2 separate regions of the Homo sapiens genome follow, and region 1 is linked to region 2. A link is a contact called in ENCODE Hi-C or POLR2A ChIA-PET data. All regions are on one chromosome and are shown on one strand. The core of a region is the stretch at or near the end of the contact, and the rest is flanking DNA. Distances in the headings are between cores, read along the strand shown.

Region 1 (4,594 bases), core at 2,065-4,564, 170 kb after region 2:
GGAGATAATTCTGCAACATATCCTTGTGTATATTTTCAGTGCATTCCGATTTCCACCTGGTTTGGAGCTATAAGTCAATCTTTTAGCCACTAAGCTAAATTCCCAGGGTGCTCTTAAGATACAGAAATTCCAGCAGTAAATAGCAAAGCTGTTAGACAAGATTAAACTTGCCAAAGTGATTTGAGCCGCACTGAGAAAAATGGACCCCCTTGAAATGATATGCTATCAGCCAACAGTAACATAACCCTGGAAACAAACCTTTTAGTTTATAGTTCAACAAGCAGCACACATGGTTAGGAAGGGGACTTGGCTGAAGTCTAGCATCCACAGAGGGTGCAGAGGGTGTGGAAAATGTGAGCTGTACGTCATTTACGTTTCTCTCTTTTCCTGATTAAATGATCATGTGGGGAATTCCTTGATTTTGACATTTGAAATCTACAGAGCCTGTCTGGGAGGTGAGTAATGATAGTATAACTAAAGATTGTGATCAGAGAGGGGGTCAGAGTGTGATAAAGGGGGAATGATATGGAGACAGATGAAGGATGCAGGTGGGGGAAGATCGCAGGCACTGGGAGGCAGTTCCATCTCCATTTCACTCCATTGCTCTTACAACAACTTAAAAATGGAAAACAAATGCTATGGAGACTTCATTTTTCTAAGAAATTGATTCAGTTAAAAAAAAAAAAAAAAAAACCCAAGGTGTGCTTACCCAGGTCAGTATTTTCCCTGTTGAGACCGAAGCAACTGAGGGTTGTACAACACACTCAACTGCTTCTTGAGGCCACTGTAGTTTCCATGGGCAAAAGCAAACAGTCCTGAGCAAATCCCACATGACCTGTTCCATTCTTGACTCTTCTATTTACCTTTGTTTTTGAAGAAGCCCAGACACTAAGGCGACATTCTCATAAGTATGTCACTTTAGCTGAGGAGGAATAAACTACAGTGCTACAGCCAGGTGCCTGATTCAATCACAAAATTATTCAGACACCTGGGGCAATGCCCAGCTGGCAGGGCTACCTGTTTGTTTTTCTTTTCAGCTTGTATTTTGTATTGTTGCCAGCCTTGTGTTTTAGAAGCATTGAGGGCACTTAGCATTTATTTAGTCTTGGTTCCCACAGTCTTCCACCAGAAGCCCACCCCACGTGTAGGCGCGGGCGTTCAGGCGGGCTGCTGCTTGCTGGGAACCACGTTTCTCAGCCTGACTTGTTCTCTCTCTTCCTCTCCTAGAGGTTCAAAAGTCCATTTCCAGTATTTCCCATAGAAAAGTGCTCCTAATATCTGAAAGTATGCTATTTTAGGATGCAAGTAGATCTTTGTCCTTCCTGCTTGGTGGAGATGAATTGGGGCACTGTTCCTGAGCCAGTGGCCTCTGTGAACACTGGAACACTGCCTGGGTGTCCACCCTCATGTGGAGAAGCCATGGGGACAGCTGCAGAAGAGAGTACCCACCTGGGCAGGTGAGGTGACCAACGCTGGACAACATGCTTCCCCGTCCACTTGACTTCTTTGCATCTTGCACTGAGACACAGCCCTCCAAGGGAAGCAGCAGCAGTGAACTGCTTTGTGGCACGATGGCCTTCCATGGAGTCTGAGGAATTCTTCTGGAAGATAAGGGGCTGGAATTCCAATTCCCATTGGCACTACCCCATGCAGGTCTAATACCACTCATTGGGCGATAGTTCTTTGTATTTCAGTCTGACAATACCGTATACAATAGGCTGCTCGGGCTGCCATTCATCCGCCCTTGAAGGGGGAAATTCCTTGAGGTGCTTCAAAGGGAGTTTACACTGATAAATGAGCATTTCAGGAGGTGTGGGAAGAACGCCTGGTCCACGGGCGCCATTGTCAGCATTAGGTGAGTAAGGAGAGCGAAGGTGACATCTGCGGCAAAGTGTCCCAGCAACACACGGCAGGCAGGGACTGTTTTCCTCACCTGCCTTGGCATTGGCTGCAAAACTGAGGGACCCTAAACAGGTACAATTCCTGAGACTGTAAAGAGGGTCAGTGACCCGGTGACTGCCCTTACCCCTCCCACCCCGAGTCCAGGAAGACTGTGTCTCTCCAAATGCCCAGGTCAGCGTCTCCTCCTATTAAAGGGTCTGGAGGATCCTGGGAGGGCAGGATGGGGGGTGTGGTCTTATCAGCCCAGGAGCCTGGGCGCAGCTTTGAGGTCAACTTGTTGTGAGTCCTTGAGCCAGTCACATAACACCCTGGGCTGTAGGTTTGTCATCAGAAGAAGTGTGATGTCTTAGGGCCTTGCTGGTGTGACATTCTAGGATCCTAGGCGTTTGCTGTGTGTCAAATGCATGCATCACAACAGGACAAATGTAGGACCAACCCTTCTGCAAGGAGGCACTTAACACTCCATTTCAGGTGAGCTCTAATGGGAATTTCATTCCTAAAACCTTAGAAGCAAACATGTCTGTATTTCTGTTTGTTAAGTGCATTCTAAACCAATGGGCTGGCCAATGGGCATAAGAAGGCCATGATATCTCCCAACATTCTAGACACAAGAGAAGGTTTTGGAACCAAGTGGGCAGCTGGACCTTAGAGCCAGTGGCCCTTTGGAAGGATGCCAGCCTTCCTAGTTCCAAGGAAACCCATGTAACAGACTGCTGTTTGCAGGTACACATGTTAGAGATGAACACAGTGATCAGCCTAGGACTTTGGGTGTCTGGATCTCAAACCAGATTCTTGCTTGCCGAGTGTTTATCAGAGCGTGTCAATAACAATTTGAAATGAATGATTTTCTCCCACTGTCACATTCAATATTTACCTTTGGAGAAAAGCAGGGTCAGTTCTCTCCAAAAGGAAGCTTAGTTAGTACAATTGGGTATTTTACGGAAAGACGTCCTTAAACTGCACCCCTTAGAAAATGGTAAGGGACTTTAATAGGGAAATGCCCCCTTACCCAGTGTGGCAAGAAAGCACTTGCCACAATCATTTCAGTCATCAGTTCTAAGTGACTTCAGCATTTCCTCATGGCAAGAACAGCGGGCTTGTTGCACAACTGCACTTTTCCTCACCTCTCTTTGGGTTCCTGTTGATCTTTTTTTTTTTATTTTGTATTTTGGAGACGAGACAGTCTGTTCCAAGTTCTGAGTTGGGGACGGTAGCAATTCTCCATGACCAAAACACTCTGCAGCTGCGTCCTTTGGAGCAGGGAACACGAGCTGCTTTGTTGACCCCTCTTCACCCCAGAGGCGTGTCTTCTAGGTTCAGTCCAGGATGCAGCCTGCCAGTCATTGGTCAGGTCACAAATATGTGCAGCACACAGCAAGGTCCTCCCTGTGACCGGCCGGTGTGGCTGTGTGCTGTCTGTCACCCCAGCGCCCTGGACCTCAGTCTGCAGAGAAGCAGCTGTGACAAGCACAGAAAGGCAGGCACTGGTGCCTCCTGTCGAAGCCCCCAATGCACCAGCAGCCCTCGTGTTAATTTAAGAAGTTGACTGAACAATCTGGCACAGTCGCTGGAAACTGAAGAAGGTGGGAAGAGGCTAAGCAAAACCCTTGCTTAATTAAAAGCATATCTGCAAAAGGTCAGGCCTGGCAGGAGGATGACAAAGGCAGTCAGAATTTTAAAATCAAGTCATTCTCTCTTGCGAGATTTCTTCCAGACCCTGATGGATTAGGGATGCTGGGTTTTCTCTTCCAACAGAGCCTGCACAGCTGAGTCGGGGTGAGCCAAGTGTTAGTTCCTTCGCTGTTTTCAGAGAAGTAGGACTTCTTCCCCTAAGGTGACCCCACTCCAACCCCAGGGCAAGAAGGAGGTGACTCTTAGTAAGTGCCAGCCCTCGTTCCCTCTGGAAACCTGGGGTAGATGTGGAAAGCACGTGGTGAGCTCTGTGGGGGCCATGCGACTTTAGGATGCTGTGCCTTGGTTCAAGTGGCTTCTTTAAGAAATCACCAAAACTAGATTCCTGTTGCAGCTAACGGAATGGGGAAAGTGTGGGCTCAGCAAAGTGAATTCTTTGTACTGACTTGATAACCACCTTCACCTTTTTGAGGCCGGGCATGGTGCCCCACACCTATAATCCCAGCACTTTGGGAGGCCGAGGTGGGTGGATCACCTGAGGTCGGGAGTTTGAGACCAGCCTGTCCAACATGGTGAAACCCCATCTCTACTAAAAAAATACAAAAATTAGCTGGGTGTGGTGACACACATCTGTAATCCCAGCTACTCGGGAGGCTGAGGCAGGAGAATCGCTTGAACCCTGGAGGCGGAAGTTGCAGTGAGCTGAGATCGCACCACTGCACTCCAGCCTGGGTGACAGAGCGAGACTCCGTCTCAACAACAACAACAACAACAACAAATCACCAAGACTGGATTCCTGTTGCAGCTGATGGAATTAGGAAAGTGGGGGCTCAGAAAAGTGATTTTTTAGTACTGACTTGATAGCCAGCTTCACCTTTTTGAGAAAAGAACTCTAATTCCAGAAGACCTAACCAGCGCCAATGGGGAAATGGCAAGAGGGTAGATCCACAATAAGCAGAGCTTTCCCGCAGCCAGCTTTCCCGTATTCAGATAGGAAGCAGCAGGCAGCGTGTCAGCCTCTTCCTCCCCTGACATGCTGGGAGAGGGCATAGAAGCCCAT
Region 2 (4,656 bases), core at 1,272-3,771:
GGTGAGCAGTGAGGACAGGTGCGTCCCAGAGGCTACCCCGGCAGCACCCTGCTGGGAGCACCGCATGCCTGGTGTAACTTTGGTCATGACTGAGAATAGCATCGGTCCCTCCTCAGGGAGCTCATGCTGATCACAAGCGTCAGGCTTTTGGCACGAGCTCCACTTCCTACGCTCCTCTTTCCCACCCGGCTCTTTACATTAGATCAGCTGATAAGAGAATGTCTAATCATAACATCTCACGAGGAGGAAAAGGATGTCAAAAGTCAAATAACCTGACCTCCTGGAGCATCAATAAGGCAAGAAATGACTTTTCCTGAAAGCTGGGTCCCCCGGGAATGCCGAATTCCAGACCTAGAGTCAGAGCTGAAACCCAGCCCATCCATCAGCTCAGACCCTCACCACCCCGTGGAGGGTGGAGTTGCTCACCCTGGGACTTGGGGGCCCACACTGCAGCTGAGAAGTAACCCAGCACCCAAGGACGGCAGCCTGTGGGGCAAATCAATCATGAAAACTTTCAGGAAATGCATGACCTGATTTATTCATGGGAGGTAGATGCCAAGAGGGAAATTAAAGCATTGTAGACCCAGATAAATTTCCATCTTGGAAAAAAATCTCTTGAGTAATGTAATGGCTGTGTCTGGGCTAAATTCTAGGTTTTTTCCCTAAATTATACGGCCAGTTCTACTGGACACCTACCATACAGGGCCACAAGGATTGGTTGTCAACAAAGCAGGGACCAGGAGGCTTGTCTCAGCTCTTTGTGGGAAGGTGTTTTGTGGTTTAGAGGCGGGAAGTTGTGGTATTGAAATTGGCTGGACATTGAGAATAAAATGTATGTATAGAGAGAGTAATGTGCAAATGTGAGCGTGCAGGGCAGGTGGCCCCGAGGGATGGAAGGTGAGGACACGGCAGGCCTGAGGAGTGGGCCACGTGTGGGTGACCCTGGTGTTCCTGCTGGGCATCTTGGAGGTGTCCAGGTGGCCATGGTCAGTGCTCACATGGAGCAGCCAAGGGCACTGGATAGATATGGTGTCTGCACTCAGGCAGCATGGGGTGCAGAATGAACCCACGTGTTGGTCACACACATAACTTAACCCTGCGATTCCCCTGTCAGGCTGGAAGACATTTCTCCGGCATTGCCCCATGTGGGAAGAGAATTAAGAACAGAGAAACCAGGTGAGTTTGTGGACTTTTTGGTTTCAATTTAAAAAAAAAAAAAGAACAAGGCGGGGAGTGGCTTGGATGTGCAGCCAAATTCTTTGCAGAAAACAGCAGTGGACGCCCCATCTGTTCCGTGAGTGTCCAGACAAGCACCACTCATAACCAGCAGGGCGGCAGAAGCAGCCAGCTGAGAGAGACATTAGAGAGGCAGAGACTTGTTTTAGGGCCCGCACTCTACCAGACCTCATCTGGCTGAGTACCAGGGGTGGTGGGCAGCAGTAAGAATCCACCTACGGGCTGGGCGCAGTGGCTCACGCCTGTAATCCCAATACTTCAGGAGGCCAAGGCAGGCAGATCACGAGGTCAGGAGATCGAGACCGTCCTGGCTAACACAGTGAAATCCCGTCTCTACTAAAAATAAAAAAAAAAAATTAGCCGGGCATGGTGGCAGGCGCCTGTAGTCCCAGCTACTCGGGAGGCTGAGGCAGGAGAATGGCGTAAACCCGGGAGGCAGAGCTTGCAGTGAGCCGAGATCAAAAGAAAAAACAAAAAAAAAGAATCCACCTACGTCAGCAGATCCTGCCTGCCGTGATCCCATGCCTTTCTTCCCAAGGGGTGCCAGGGCAGCAGAAGGTCTTGGAGAGAAGCCAGGTATGCAATGTGGCACCAGAATGGCAGAGAAGCAGTGGGCATGGAGTCCTTGCAGATGTACCTGTGGGGACTCTCAGAAGCCCCTGGACACTCAGGGGTGCAAATGGGTCCCACTGGGGCCAAAAAGGGCATGGAGGTCATCTGAGGAGGAGCAGCTGGCAAACCTGTACTGTCTGGGAGGAAGGTGTCCCCCACCCCCAGGAGCTGGATTAGAAGTGGTGACAGGGTACACCGCAGCTGCTGTCAGCTCTGGGAGATAGTGAAGTCTCAGGCCAGCCTGGATGGTCATATTTCAGCGGGTGACAGCAAGTGACCGTGGCTGAGGAGACAACAGGACACATGGAAGCTGCATGCACAGATATTGACTAAGAGTCAAACATTGGCTTCTGATGCCATGATGGGGTCAGGTGTGCACTGAACCCAGGTGTGACCCTGGAAGAAGAGCTCTGGAAGTGGGGGGAGGGAAGGTCCTGAATTGGACTGAGTTTAATCCTGAAAATACTAATAAATCACCAGATCTGGCTGAGTTTACTTGGAAGAGACTAGATTAAGTTCTCAATCGTCAGGCGGTAATGGAGGCTCAAAATACAAAGTCGGGATATGGGGAAATGTTTGTGTACCTGAGTTAGTGACTTGTGAAATTAGAATCCGCTACAAGTAAGTGTTGAATCCAGCGAGTGAAGTTTCCTGACGCAGGATCATGGGATGTTGAGCATCTGTCACCTCTGGCGCTGTGCTCAGCACCGTCCTGGCATCCATCAGCACACTCAGTCTCCACAAAGCTCTCCATTTAGAGACAAGGAACATGGTACGTGGAGAGTTAGGTGACTTAGCTAAGGTCACCCAGACAGTCAGGGTGACTTGATTCAAACCAGGTCTGCCTGACCACTGTGCCTGGGGATTCAGCCTCTGGTTGTGTTGGGTGGAGAGAGGGGAGAGGAGAGACTGAAGATGGGATCCCTGCACATCCCAGAACTTGAGAGAGATGGCAGAGGAAGGAACAGCCAGGGGGATGTAGAAGAGACAGAATTCAGAGACGACCTGGGAAAGAAAGATTCTGAGAAGGTGAGGGAGAAAGTAGGAAGGAAGGAGAGATGACCTCTGTCTCTTTCTCCAGAGATGCCACATAAGCCATGGTGCTCACTGGATTTGGCGATTAGGACTTCACTGGTGACCACAGCAAGAGTGTTGGAGGTAGAGCAGGGTCCAAAGAGAGATTGTGGTGGGCTAGAACATGAATGCAGCTGAGTAGGCTCAGATGGTGTAGAGATGGCTTTCTAATGAACCTCTTCAGGAAATCAGATAGATGGGGTCAACACTGTGTTTTATTACAATATTAGCAGATATTGATTATACTTATTTGTTTAGGCAAAGAAGTCAATAGACAGAGACAGACTAAAGATAAAGGGGAAAGTGCATTGCTGAGGAAGCCAGGAAGGAGAAGGGACCAGCTGCCAGCCTTTTATATGGCCCCATGAGCCTCTCCTCCTGCTTTTCATACCTTGGTGTTGTTCTCTCCAACACTGAATAGGGCTGCATGTAGCCTAAAGGACATCAGGGAACTGATGAAGTGCCACTTCTAGGCCAGGCTATATGAGACATTGTGACTTATACTTTGCTCTCTCTCTGGGGGAAGCCAGCCGCCATGTTGTGAGGATGCTCAAGTAGCTCTGCAGCAAGGTTCATTGTGGAGAAACTGAGGCCTCCTGCCAACAGCCAGGGAAAAATAGGCTTCTATACCAGCCATGAGAGTAAGACAGATGGGAAGTCAGTTGCTCAGCCCCAGCCAAGCCTTCAGATGACTTCAACCCCAGCTGACATCTTGACTAAAACCTTGTGAGGGACTCTGAGCCAGAACCCCCAGCTGAGCTGTTTTGGAATTCCTGGGCTTTGTGAGATAATACATGTTTATTGCAGTTCTGTGCCACTAAGTTTTGGAGTAGTGGGCTATTCAGCAAACAATGCAATGTAGGCAAAGGTAGATATGATTCTAGAGGTGGAAATGCTGGGGAAGTTGAGGCTATTTCTGCTTGGTGATTCCACTGTTCCTGTGAAGGGAAAGGCAAGGTCATCCACTGGATGTCAGATGATGGAGGTGGAAGAGGAAGGCTTGGAGGTCATGGAGAAGGTTCCACACCCCTTAGGAGGAAGAAGGAAAGAGGAGGAAGAAGGCCAAACCCTCTCTGTGTGTCACTGTTTAGACCTAATAATGGGAAAGATGCAAATGATGTTCATAGCACTGCTCCTTGTCTAAGAAGACAGAAATATTATCGGATCATTTTGGGGTTCAAGAGACAAGTCACAGGATAGAATTCTGCAGTTCATCCAGGCCATTTTAGGGAAGAGGGGAGGGGGAGGCTGCAGCAGGACACAAGATGAATGGAAGTGAGAAAAGGTGAAATAAAGGCCACCTCATCTTTCAAATGTGATAGTAACAGAGGGAGAGGTAGAATTGGAGAGGCTTTCCTTTCTTTTCTTTTTCTTTTTTTTTTTTTTTTTTGAGATGGAGTCTCACTCTGTCGCCCAGGCTGGAGTGCAGTGGCATGATCTCAGCTCACTGCAGTCTCCGCCTCCCAGGTTCAAGCGATTCTTCTTCCTTAGCCTCCCAAGTAGCTGGGACTGCAGGTGTATGCCACCATGCCCAGCTAATTTTTGTATTTTTAGTAGAGACGGGGTTTCACTGTGTTGGCCAGGCTGGTCTAGAACTCCTGACCTTGTGATCCACCCACCTCGGCCTCCCGAAGTGCTGGGATTACAGGTGTGAGACAGCGCACGTGGCCCTTTTTCTCTTTTTCTTTGTATCTTAGGATTCTTTATTTTTCTTTCTTAAAGATAGAAGATCCT

Evidence for each region. Hi-C counts contacts between places; a loop is a spot of excess contacts on that map. ChIA-PET counts read pairs that join two places held with the same protein, here RNA polymerase II (POLR2A). Pooled maps may share reads with other maps.
Region 1: a map of gastrocnemius medialis shows a loop between it and region 2 (8-fold over the local background). The contact joins two enhancer-like sites. A Hi-C loop is called at or near these places in 2 of 168 maps with a recorded cell type or tissue (endothelial cell of umbilical vein and gastrocnemius medialis) and 2 of 50 pooled maps. POLR2A ChIA-PET finds 5 or more read pairs at or near these places in 1 of 52 experiments (OCI-LY7).

The regions. Positions count from the first base shown.
Region 1 is chr2:236,985,815-236,990,408 of GRCh38, forward strand. The region is part of intron 1 of COPS8-DT (COPS8 divergent transcript); the gene reads right to left. Among named protein-coding and RNA genes, the nearest start is that of COPS8-DT, 98 kb to the right of the region's middle. Within about 2 kb of position 3,315, at least 16 of the 41 ENCODE cell types and tissues checked have a DNase peak (open chromatin) inside an H3K27ac peak, as active enhancers do; they include gastrocnemius medialis, where a contact is called at or near this core.
Region 2 is chr2:236,818,435-236,823,090 of GRCh38, forward strand. No RefSeq gene overlaps it. Among named protein-coding and RNA genes, the nearest start is that of ACKR3, 250 kb to the left of the region's middle. RefSeq lists an enhancer at 1-143. Within about 2 kb of position 2,522, at least 3 of the 41 ENCODE cell types and tissues checked have a DNase peak (open chromatin) inside an H3K27ac peak, as active enhancers do; they include gastrocnemius medialis, where a contact is called at or near this core.